Linked DNA regions of Homo sapiens: region 2 is linked to region 1. Evidence: read pairs that join two places in POLR2A ChIA-PET (ENCODE). Cell type or tissue: OCI-LY7. All regions are shown on one strand.

Region 1 (5,000 bases):
AAATAAATAATTGAAGATCACTATTGATTATAATGAAGGATGAGAAAGAAAGAAATATATAATAGTAATGAGACAGATAGTGGTGGGATGGGGTGAGGGGTGTGCTGCTGCTTTAAATTCCTTGGTCAGGCCGGACTCGATGGCTCACGCCTATAAACCCAGCACTTTGGGAGGCCGAGGTGGGCGGATCACCTGAGGTCAGGAGTTCCAGTCCAGCCTGGCAACATGGTGAAACCCCGTCTCTACTAAAAATACAAAAAATAGCCAGGCTATGTGGTATGTGCCTGTAATCCCACCTAGTCAGGAGGCTGAGGTAGGAGAATTGCTTGAACCTGGGAGGCAGAGGTTGCAGTCAGCCGAGATGGCACCACTGCACTCTAGCCTGGGCAACAGAGCGAGACTCCATCTCAAAAAAAAAAAAAAAAAAAATTGGTAAAGAAAGACCTCTTCTGAGGAGGTGACTATTGAGTTAAGGCCTGGAGGATGGGAAGGAGCCAGTCAAGCAGAGAGCTTGGGGAAGAGCATTCCAGAGGGAGGGAACAGCAAGGGCAAAGGCTGTGAGTGGGAATGTTGGTCAAGCAATAGAAGGAAACCAGAGTCTGTTGAGTGGAGAGAACAGGGGAAGAGTGGTGGAGGATGAGGCCAGAGGGAAAAGCAGAGGTCAGATTTTCTAGGGCAAAGTGCTTTGATTTTACTGTAAGGGCAATAGAGAGCCACTGAAGAATTTAGATAGGGAAATTATGTGATTTGGTTTATGTTTTTAAAGCTTTTTCGACTGGAGAGTAGACTGTAGGGGTGCAGGAAAGGAAGCAGGGAGATGGGTTAGAAGGCAATTTCAGAAGTCCAAAGAGAGCTGATGTTGGCTGGGACTAGCATGGCAGCAATGGAGATGGAGAGAAGTGGTTAGACCTTCAGTGTGTTTTGGAGGTAGCACTGACAGGCCAATTTTAATACGTCTAAAGCTGTGCTGTCCAATACAATAGTCATAGCTACTGTCGCTATTTATTTACTTATTTCTTGTCAGAGACAGGGTCTCGCTATGTTGCCCAGGCTAGCCTCAAACTCCTGGGCTCAAGCCATCCTCCCGTGTCAGTCTCCAGAGAACTTGGGACTACAGGCATGCACCACTGTACCTACCTTCTGGTCACTATTTAAATTTAATTAAAATTAAATAAAATAAAAAATTCAGTTCCTCAGTCATAGTAGCCCATTTCAAGTGCTCAATAGCCACATGTGGCTAGTGGCTACGGTGTTGGACAGTTTAAGTATTGGACATTCTCATTATCACAGAAAATTCTACTGGACAGTGCTGGTAAGGCAAGTAGGACAGTGGTCAGTACATTTTAGGTGCTGAGTAAATAGATATTAAGTATATTCTTTGTATCTCTAGGTCTTTTTCTTTATGTCTTTACCTGTTGAATGAACTCTGTGAAATGCTTCTACTGCCTTTGCGTTATTAAAACAAAATCACGTACTGACTTGACTGCGTCTTCGTACACTATGTCTCTGCTCTTCAGATGCATACATTTGTTCAGCAGATGCTTGAGTGCCCACCCTGTGCTTGGGGTTGGAGGGAGTGGTGGACAGGGCCATAAAAGAACATGATCAGGAAAGATCCCACCTCCCAGGAAGATGAACCCTGTATGGGTGAAGGAAAACCTGGTACTTGAGGTCTCTGAATCCCCAGAGGGAGGAGGGAGTGATTCCAGTGGGGATAGAGGTGGGGTCAAGAAAAAGGTGAGTTTGGATGTGGCCTGGGCTATGTCCTGGAGACAACTGGCCACACAGAACCTTGACCTGAGTCATGCTCCCCAGAGTCAGTTTTGTACATCACAGTTTACAAAGTACCCTCACACATGCCACCCTACCCATCCTTACCATCCTTACAGAGACTGGGGAGGTGCAGGGCCTGGCCAGAACAGGAGCCAGACCTGATGCTGGTCTCTGAAGACACCCTACTCCCCACAGGACTGAGGCCTTTCTCTGCAGGTCACGGGTTTGAAGGTGGCTAGCTTCTCAAAGAAGCCCCATCCCTTCACATCTCCATTGCTGCTGTAACAAAGGTCCCCACCTGATCACCCTGGGGGCTATGTTTGGCTTGTAGGCCTGCCAGGATGGAGGGGCATGCTGGGATGGAGGGGCATGCTGAAATGGAGATGCTGAGGACACTGAAGGGGCCTTCCACAGGGGAGGTCAGCATGCACTTGGTGGCCGGAGACAGCCCCGGTTCTGGTCCTCACCTGCCCGCAACTGCCTTCATCATTCCAGGTGAGTCAAGCTAGGGTAGGAGTCTGGGAAGGAAGAGCATCTCTGTACCTGCTCAAGCAAGTGTGGATCCTGGAGAGGGGATGACCGTTTTCACTGTCCTCCACCTGCCTTCCTTCACATGCCTACACATGCATGGCCGGATTGAGGTAGGGCCACTAGACTCACCTGTGTCGTGTCTATTTGTATATCTGTTTACAGCCAGTTCGGCCACCCTCGGCCTGCCCAGCAGTGCCCTGGATGTGTCTTGCTTTCCCCGGGAGCCAATCCATGTGGGTGCCCCGGAGCAAGTGGCCGGCTGCGAACCAGTTTCTGCCACCGTCCTGCCGCAGCTTAGCGCCGGGCCGGCCAGCTCCAGCACCAGCACAGTGCGGCTTCTGGAATGGACAGAGGCCGCGGCCCCGCCCCCAGGGGGCGGCCTGCGGGTCAGTGTCTGTGGGGATTGGCTAAGCCTCGTAAACCGCAGCCATGGGGCGGGGCTTGCAGGCCCGGAGGCTGGACCTGAGACGGAAGTGGGGGAAGCTGGCTCAGATGATGGGCCCTAGGGGTGGGCTTTGAGTGAGGGACTCTCGGGGCGTGGCTTGAGTTGAAGCACTCCTAGGCCCTGGGGACTATGGGGGCGTGGCTTGGAGTGAGGCACTCTGGGACTGGGCCTGTGGGTGTCTGGGGGCGTGGCTTAGACTGGGGCACCCTGAGTGGGCCTGTGTTAGTTTGGGGGCGTGGCTTAGAGTGGGGTACCGTGGGACTGGGCCTGTGGGAGCCTGGGGGCGTGGCTTAGAGTGGGGCACCCTGGGACTGGACCCCGCAGGTGCTTGGGGGCGTAGCCTGGAGTGAGGGTTTGGCTGGTGTAGCTTGGAGTGAGGCCCCCTGGCGTGGAGTCTTGAGGCCTGCTGAGGGCGTGAGCTGGCATGAGGCGAAGAGAGGGCCATGGCACCGACTCCGAGATGGGTCAAGGACCCGTACGGGAGTCGCAATCCTCAGACCCTCCCGCGCTCCAGTTCCGGATAAGCGAGTATAAGCCGCTGAACATGGCGGGAGTGGAGCAGCCCCCGAGCCCCGAGCTGCGGCAGGAAGGCGTGACCGAATACGAAGATGGCGGGGCCCCGGCGGGAGATGGCGAGGCGGGCCCCCAACAGGCGGGTAGGAGCCCCGCTCCCCAGGCCCTGAGCTGGGCCCTGTGCGGGTGGGGCGAGGCCTGAGCCCCAGAAGGTTCGGGGGCGGGGCCCGGGGTGGTCCTGGGGTGGAGAAGGCTGGAGGAGGCCATCCGATGCGGAGATGGACCGAGGCGGAGGCAGGGCCTGAGGGGGCGTGGGCGGAGCCTGAGTGTGGCTGCGATGGGGAGGGAGGCCTGAGGCCCATTTGGCCCCCGCAGAGGACCACCCCCAGAATCCTCCAGAAGATCCCAATCAGGACCCCCCAGAGGATGATAGCACCTGTCAGTGCCAGGCGTGCGGGCCTCACCAAGCCGCGGGTCCAGATCTTGGTTCCTCTAATGATGGCTGCCCTCAGCTGTTCCAGGAGCGGTAAGGGGAGGAGGTCGCAGCCCTACTTGCTCTACCTTCAGCCCCCAAAGCCTCATTCCTGTTCAGGGGTTAGGAGAGGGGCTGGGTGGTGCAGGGCGGGTGGTTCTTTCCCTAAGGCTGGCCCTTCCTCAGGTCAGTCATAGTGGAGAACTCCTCAGGCTCTACCAGCGCTTCTGAGCTCCTCAAACCCATGAAGAAGAGGAAGCGCAGGGAATACCAGAGCCCATCAGAGGAGGAGTCGGAGCCAGAGGCCATGGTAGGAAGAGGGCAGTGGGGAAGGGAGGGGGAAGCTATAGCCTATGCCTCAATTCCCACTGTCCCCTCCATCAATCCAGATTATGGAGCTGGGCCAGAGAAGACACGCATAATGACTCACTCATCATATTTTGGGGTCCCATCCTGAGTTAGGTCCTATACCTGGTTAAAGGGAAATGAATTAATCACTCTCTTGATTTTCCAGAGCTCCCATCTCAGTTTAGTGTCAAGGTTAAGACATAGTCAGGTGAACTAGCACCCAAAGTACATGTGCAGGCAGCTGGAAAACTCCATCACTGGAGTCCAGTGCCTAGGCCAAAGGCCAGGGAACACCCAGGGCTCTAGCTGCAGAAGCTGGAAGGGACAGAGCATGAATTCTACTGGGCGTGTAAGAGCATCACAAAGGAAGTTTTTGTGTACTCAGTTTCTCTACCAGATAATAAGGAGAGTTGTAGTCAGGCTGTTTAATTAGGATGTGCATGCTCATGTGAGTCTGTGCTCAAGTGATAGGGGGATGTCTGCTGGAGCTGCACTCCTGCTGGCGGCCTAGAAGAAATTCTGCCTGTTTGGGGCAGAACACCACATGGCCAGAGAGCCAGGTAGGGGCCAGGATCAGACCCTAGGGCTTCATCCCAAACCATGAGGAGAAGAAGCTGGGATCAGGCTTGCCTTCTACAGGAGAAGCAAGAAGAAGGAAAGGACCCAGAGGGACAACCCACTGCTAGCACCCCAGAGAGTGAGGAGTGGAGCAGCAGCCAGCCTGGTACGGTGGCTTGTGTGTATATATATTCGTGTGAGGTGTGTATATACCTTTGGAGGTGTGAGGCTGAGAATGTGGGTTATGATTGTGATGGTAGGTTGTACATGCATAAATGAGCATGAGTTAGTGTGTGTGAAAGAGAGAGAGACAGTGAGAGACTATTTTGGGTTTGTGTATTAGTGTATGTATTTTCTTGG
Region 2 (5,000 bases), 470 kb after region 1:
GCAACCTCCGCCTCCTGGGTTCAAGTGATTCTCCTGTCTCAGCCTCCCGAGTAGCTGGGATTACAGGCATGTGCCATCATGCCCAGCTAATTTTTGTATTTTTAGTAGAAATGGGGTTTTTCCATGTTGGCCAGGCTGGTCTCGAACTCCTGACCTCAAGTGATCTGCCCACCCCAGCCTCCCAAAGTGCTGGGATTACAGGTGTGAGCCACTGTGCCCGGCTTTAAAATTTATTAACATGGTATACTCCCACCGAAACGGAGAATATGTAAAAGACTAAGTTGAGAAGGATCTGGAGGAACCAGTACCCTCACTCACTGCTGTGTAAATTGGTACCACCATAGATGCCATTTTGCAGTATCTAAAGCTGAATATATGTCTCTATGACTCAGTAATTCAACTCCACAAATGCCTTCGTATGTTCAGGCCAGGCGTGGTGGCTCATGCCTGTAATCCTAGCACTTTGGGAGTCTGAGGTGGGAGGATCGCTTGAGCCCAGGAGTTCAAGACCAGCCTGAGCAATTTAGTGAGACCCCTGTTTTAAAAAATTAAATAATTAGCCAGGTGTGCTGGTACATACCTGTAGTCCCAGCTACTCGAGAGGCTAAGGTGGGACGATCACTTGAGCCCTGGAGGTTGAGGCTGCAATGAGCCATGTTTGCTCCATTGCACTCTAGCCTTGGTGACAGAGTGAGACTGTTTCTTAAAAAAAAGTTTATAGGAGTGTTTTTCATTAAAGCTCAAAACTGAAAACAATCCAAATGCCCATCAAGAGTAGACTGGATACATGATTCTGAAATATTCTTACACAGTGGAATACTATGCAGCAATGAGAATGAATGATGTGTAACCACATGCCATCAAGCAGATGAGTCTCACAAACACGTTGAGTGAAAGAAACCAGACAACAAGACAGAACATTCTAGACAATGCCATTTACATACAGCACATGAACAGGCAAAACTAATCAATGGAGATAGAATGTGAATTGCAGTTACCCTAGAGGGGGGTGGGGAGTGACTATAGGGGCTTTGAGGGGCTTCAGAGGTGCTGGGAAGGTTTTCTCCCTTCCTTTGAGTGCTGTTTACACAAATCTGTTCACTTTATGAAAATTCATTGAGCTGTACATTTATGATTTGTGCACTTTTCTGTTGTATTCTATGCTTCAATAAGGTGTAAAAAAAGAAAGATCAAGGCATTGTATTTTTACAAGTATCTCAATTTTTAGAGACAGGGCAGGCAGGGAAGGGAACCTAGCCAGGTTTGGTCATTTGTATCTTGTGTTAATCCGGTCACCAGGGTAGTAAATTCCCACTGAGAGCATGGATGGGCGAGCCTTTTACCGCTTGAACAATGTATTTAACTTCCTGGGAGGGAAAGAATTATTTTAGCCTCATAATGGATGATGAGCTGTGAAATTGCTCTGGCTGTGGCTTGCCCCAGGGAAGCAGGTGGCACGGGCTTCCCCAGATCTGCTCAGCTCTGCAGGCTCTGGCCTTCCACTTCTATTTCCTTGTGGACAGAGTTTTAGGAAATGTTTGAAATATCAACATCTTTTTTTTTTTTTTTTTTTTTTTTTGGAGACAGTGTCTCACTCTGTCGCCAGGCTGGAGTGCAGTATCACAATCTTGGCTCACTGCAACCTCCACCTCCCCGGTTCAAGTGAGTCTCCTGCCTCAGCCTCCTGAGTAGCGGGGATTACAGGCACATGCTACCACACCCAGCTAATTTTTGTATTTTTATTAGAGACGGGGCTTTACCATGTTGGCCAAGATGGTCTTGATCTCTTGACCTCGTGATCTGCCCGCCTCGGCCTCCCAAAGTGCTGGGATTACAGGCGTGAGCCACCGCACCTGGCCGAAACATCAACACTTAAAGCACATGCATATGTGTGTGTGTGTATGTGTGGTTTTTGTGATGCTGTGCTGTGGTGCCAGAAAATCTTGTTAATGGAATATGTGAAGATGTCTAAGTTTCTCTGGGCACAGACAACACACATGCTTGTGTACAGACACATTCATGCACAAATATAAGCAAATACAAACACAACTTGTAGGCATGCTCAGTGTATGGAAAGGCACATTGAGCATTGCTGTGTGCTCCTGGGCAAGTTACTCAATCTCTCATTGCCTCAGTTTCTGCAGTGAAATGGAGATAATAAATCACCTGACTCTTGGGCTAGTGTGAGCAATACTCTCACATGTGCACAAGCACACACAAATGAGATTTTAGTTTCCGTTTATTTGCTTAATGGCTGCTTTCCTCCTAGACTGTGGGTTTCGTGGGGGCAGGGACCTGGCACAGGGTAGGAGTGGAGTTGGTATCTGGTGAGCTAATATCTGGTGATGAACAACTCTCACAAGCCTACTGGTACACATGCTGTTTAGACACATTCACAAGCACATCTGACACACTTATTCACAGGTGTAGGCACATACAGGGATATACACACACACACTCAAATGTGTCCAGACTCAGAACTTAGGAGGGTGGATTTATCTGCAGTTTGGGGACTCTGGACTAGAAGTGAGAACACTGGGTTTTGGTTGTGGCTCCAGGTAACTCTAATTTATTATGTGACCTTGAGTAAGTCTCTCTTCTCAGAGGTCAAGGACTCCCAGCTGCATGTGATGGACTGGAATTTGAACCACAGTTAGTCTGAGTCAAAGTGCTTTTAATGATTCAGGCCGTGCTATCCCCAGTGTGGTCATGGACATGCAGCATCCCCTGGAGCTTGTTAGGCATGCAGCATCTCAGTCCCCACCCAGAATCTGATTTAGAGTCTCCTAAATCAGAATCTTCATTTTAACAGATCCCTACTTGATTTGTGTGCACATTACAGATTGAGAAGTGCTGGCCTAGTGTACTTTGCCTTCCCCAAGCACTGCAAGCAATTAGCCCATGCTGAGGGGGTTCATAAGCTGGTGGGGCACAGGCACATGCCTACCCTGAGGAGCAGTTAGAGAATGGGAGAGGAGGCAGTCGGGAGCTGCCTATAAAGACAGAATCAACATGGAAGCTCAGCATCACACATGCGGGAGCCCAGTCCCTTCTATTTATAAAGAAGCAGAATCACACAGTCGTTAAGAGTGCCAATTCATGAGCTAGGCTTTTTAATTTTAAAAACAGCATATATTAGGGCTAGGCACAGTGGCTCATGCCTGTAATCCTAGCACTTTGGGAGGCCCAGACAGGTGGGTCACTTGAGGTCAGGAGTTCGAGACCAGCCTGGCCAACATGGAGAAACTCCATCTCTACTAAAAATACAAAAATTAGCTGGGCATGGTGGCATGTGTCTGTAATCCCAGCTACTCAGGAGGCTGAGGCTGGAGAATCACTTGAATCCGGGAGGTGGAGGTTACAGTGAGGCGAGATCACGCCACTGAACTCCAGCCTGGGCAACAGAGCAAGACTCTGTCTCAGAAAAAAAAAAAAAAAACCCACCCAGCATATATTAATCATCTCATAGTTACTGCATGCCAGGAATCAAGTGTGGCTTCATGTGGTGCCTCTGGCTTAAGATCTCTTGGAGGCTGTGCTCAATGTGATACTCAAGGCTGTGGTCTCATCTGATGGCTTGACTGAAGGGGGATTTACTTCCAAGTTCCCTCTATTGGTTGTTGGCCGGATTCAGTTCCCCTGAACTGAACCATTGAGTTGGAATCATGGCTCCATCCCTTCTTACCAGTTGTGTGGCTTTATGCAAGCTTCCCATCTCTGTGGCTCCTCTGTGAAATGATTATAATAATAACACCTGCCTCATAGAGTTGTTGTGAAGATTAACAAATTCATGTATGAAAAGTACATAGGATAAGGATACCTCTACACATGGTAAGTGCTATATAAATGGTTTCTGCTATTTTTTGAAAAAAGCTATAGAAAAGCAGGTCAGAACAATGTGACTATGGGGGCTGAGCTATATATTTTTTAAAAATTTTACTGGTAACTCCGTAGGTTGCAGCACAAGCCTAGTTCAGAGTGGATGCTTACTACATTTTAGGGGAGTGGATGAGCTCTGGGTGGCAGCCCCCTGATGGGATGTTTGGGGCATAGTTACAGGAGCACGGGGTCCAGGCTGCAAGAGGAGCAGGCCTTGCTCTATTCTGCCCAGATCACTGGGCCCCATTTGTGGTGCCACCACCTGGGAAGGCAGTAGGGTATTGTGGAAGTCCTCTCAATGTCACCTGGGAGGACAATGGCATGAGCAGAGGGGCCAGCACACCTAGGTGATACCACAGAATGCAGTGTTTGGGGGCTACAGTGAGTTCACTGTGGCTAGTATCAGGCAAGGTTGCAGGACTTGGTCCAGGAGGCCTTGGATGCCAAGCAGAGGCCGGGACCCTGTTCTGAAGGGTCTGAGCAGGGCAGTGTCCATGGAGCAGTGTGCTCTAGGGGACTTCACTGCTCAGCCTGGTGTCCTGGGATCTCGGGGCACTCATGAGGACCATTCTCAGAGAACTTAAGTGCCTTCATCCACAGGCAGCTGGCGTGTGGCACATTTTTAGGCAATGCTACTTCTGTCATTTTCAGAAGGTAGAAATGGGAAAGAAAAAAAAAGCTGCAAATAGACATCATTTTTCCAGAAGCTTATTTTAAGACAGAAACAACTAGAGAGCCTACTCATCATTTTTGCTGCTTTTAAAATCAGCACTGCCTTGTGTGTGCCTGGGTACCTGCATACAAGGAGCACAGGCATGAATTGAATTTGATTTTTAAAATCCCTTGATCCAATTGCCTCTTTTTACAGTTGGTGTAACTGAGGCCCAGAAAGGGGTCAGTGATTTGTCCAAGGTCACACAGCCTGTCAGAGGTAGGGGCTCAGATCTTCATGAGAAGATGCTAAGATAAGGACAAGGAACCAGGAGACCCCGATGGGCCAAGTTAGAATGATTTCATGCTGAACAGCGTCACTGAGCGGGCTGCTTCAGACCTTTGCTGACTTCTTAGAGCTTGCAGGAAAGATGGTGCAGCACTGAGCCCAATGCCATAGCAGACCATTA

The links. Peaks named below come from ENCODE experiments on the same cell type or tissue, not always from the same donor. Only the 100,000 strongest peaks of a DNase experiment are listed, where the experiment ranks them.
Region 2: POLR2A ChIA-PET joins it to region 1 with 14 read pairs; 2 of 35 experiments call an interaction of 5 or more read pairs at or near these places.

What each region holds. Positions count from the first base shown.
Region 1 is chr20:43,511,372-43,516,371 of GRCh38, forward strand. L3MBTL1 (L3MBTL histone methyl-lysine binding protein 1) reads left to right here. Exons shown (of 22, transcript NM_001377303.1): 2 at 2,105-2,268; 3 at 2,467-2,690; 4 at 3,264-3,405; 5 at 3,638-3,788; 6 at 3,921-4,044; 7 at 4,722-4,806. The coding sequence starts at 2,133. Among named protein-coding and RNA genes, the nearest start is that of L3MBTL1, 6.2 kb to the left of the region's middle. RefSeq lists a silencer at 3,403-3,492. In OCI-LY7, a CTCF peak has its summit at 3,143; a DNase peak (open chromatin) is centred at 2,910; H3K4me3 peaks cover 2,788 bases; H3K27ac peaks cover 495 bases.
Region 2 is chr20:43,986,359-43,991,358 of GRCh38, forward strand. The region is part of intron 2 of TOX2 (TOX high mobility group box family member 2); the gene reads left to right. Among named protein-coding and RNA genes, the nearest start is that of TOX2, 74 kb to the left of the region's middle. RefSeq lists a silencer at 2,140-2,219. In OCI-LY7, no CTCF peak of the experiment used is centred here; no DNase peak of the experiment used is centred here.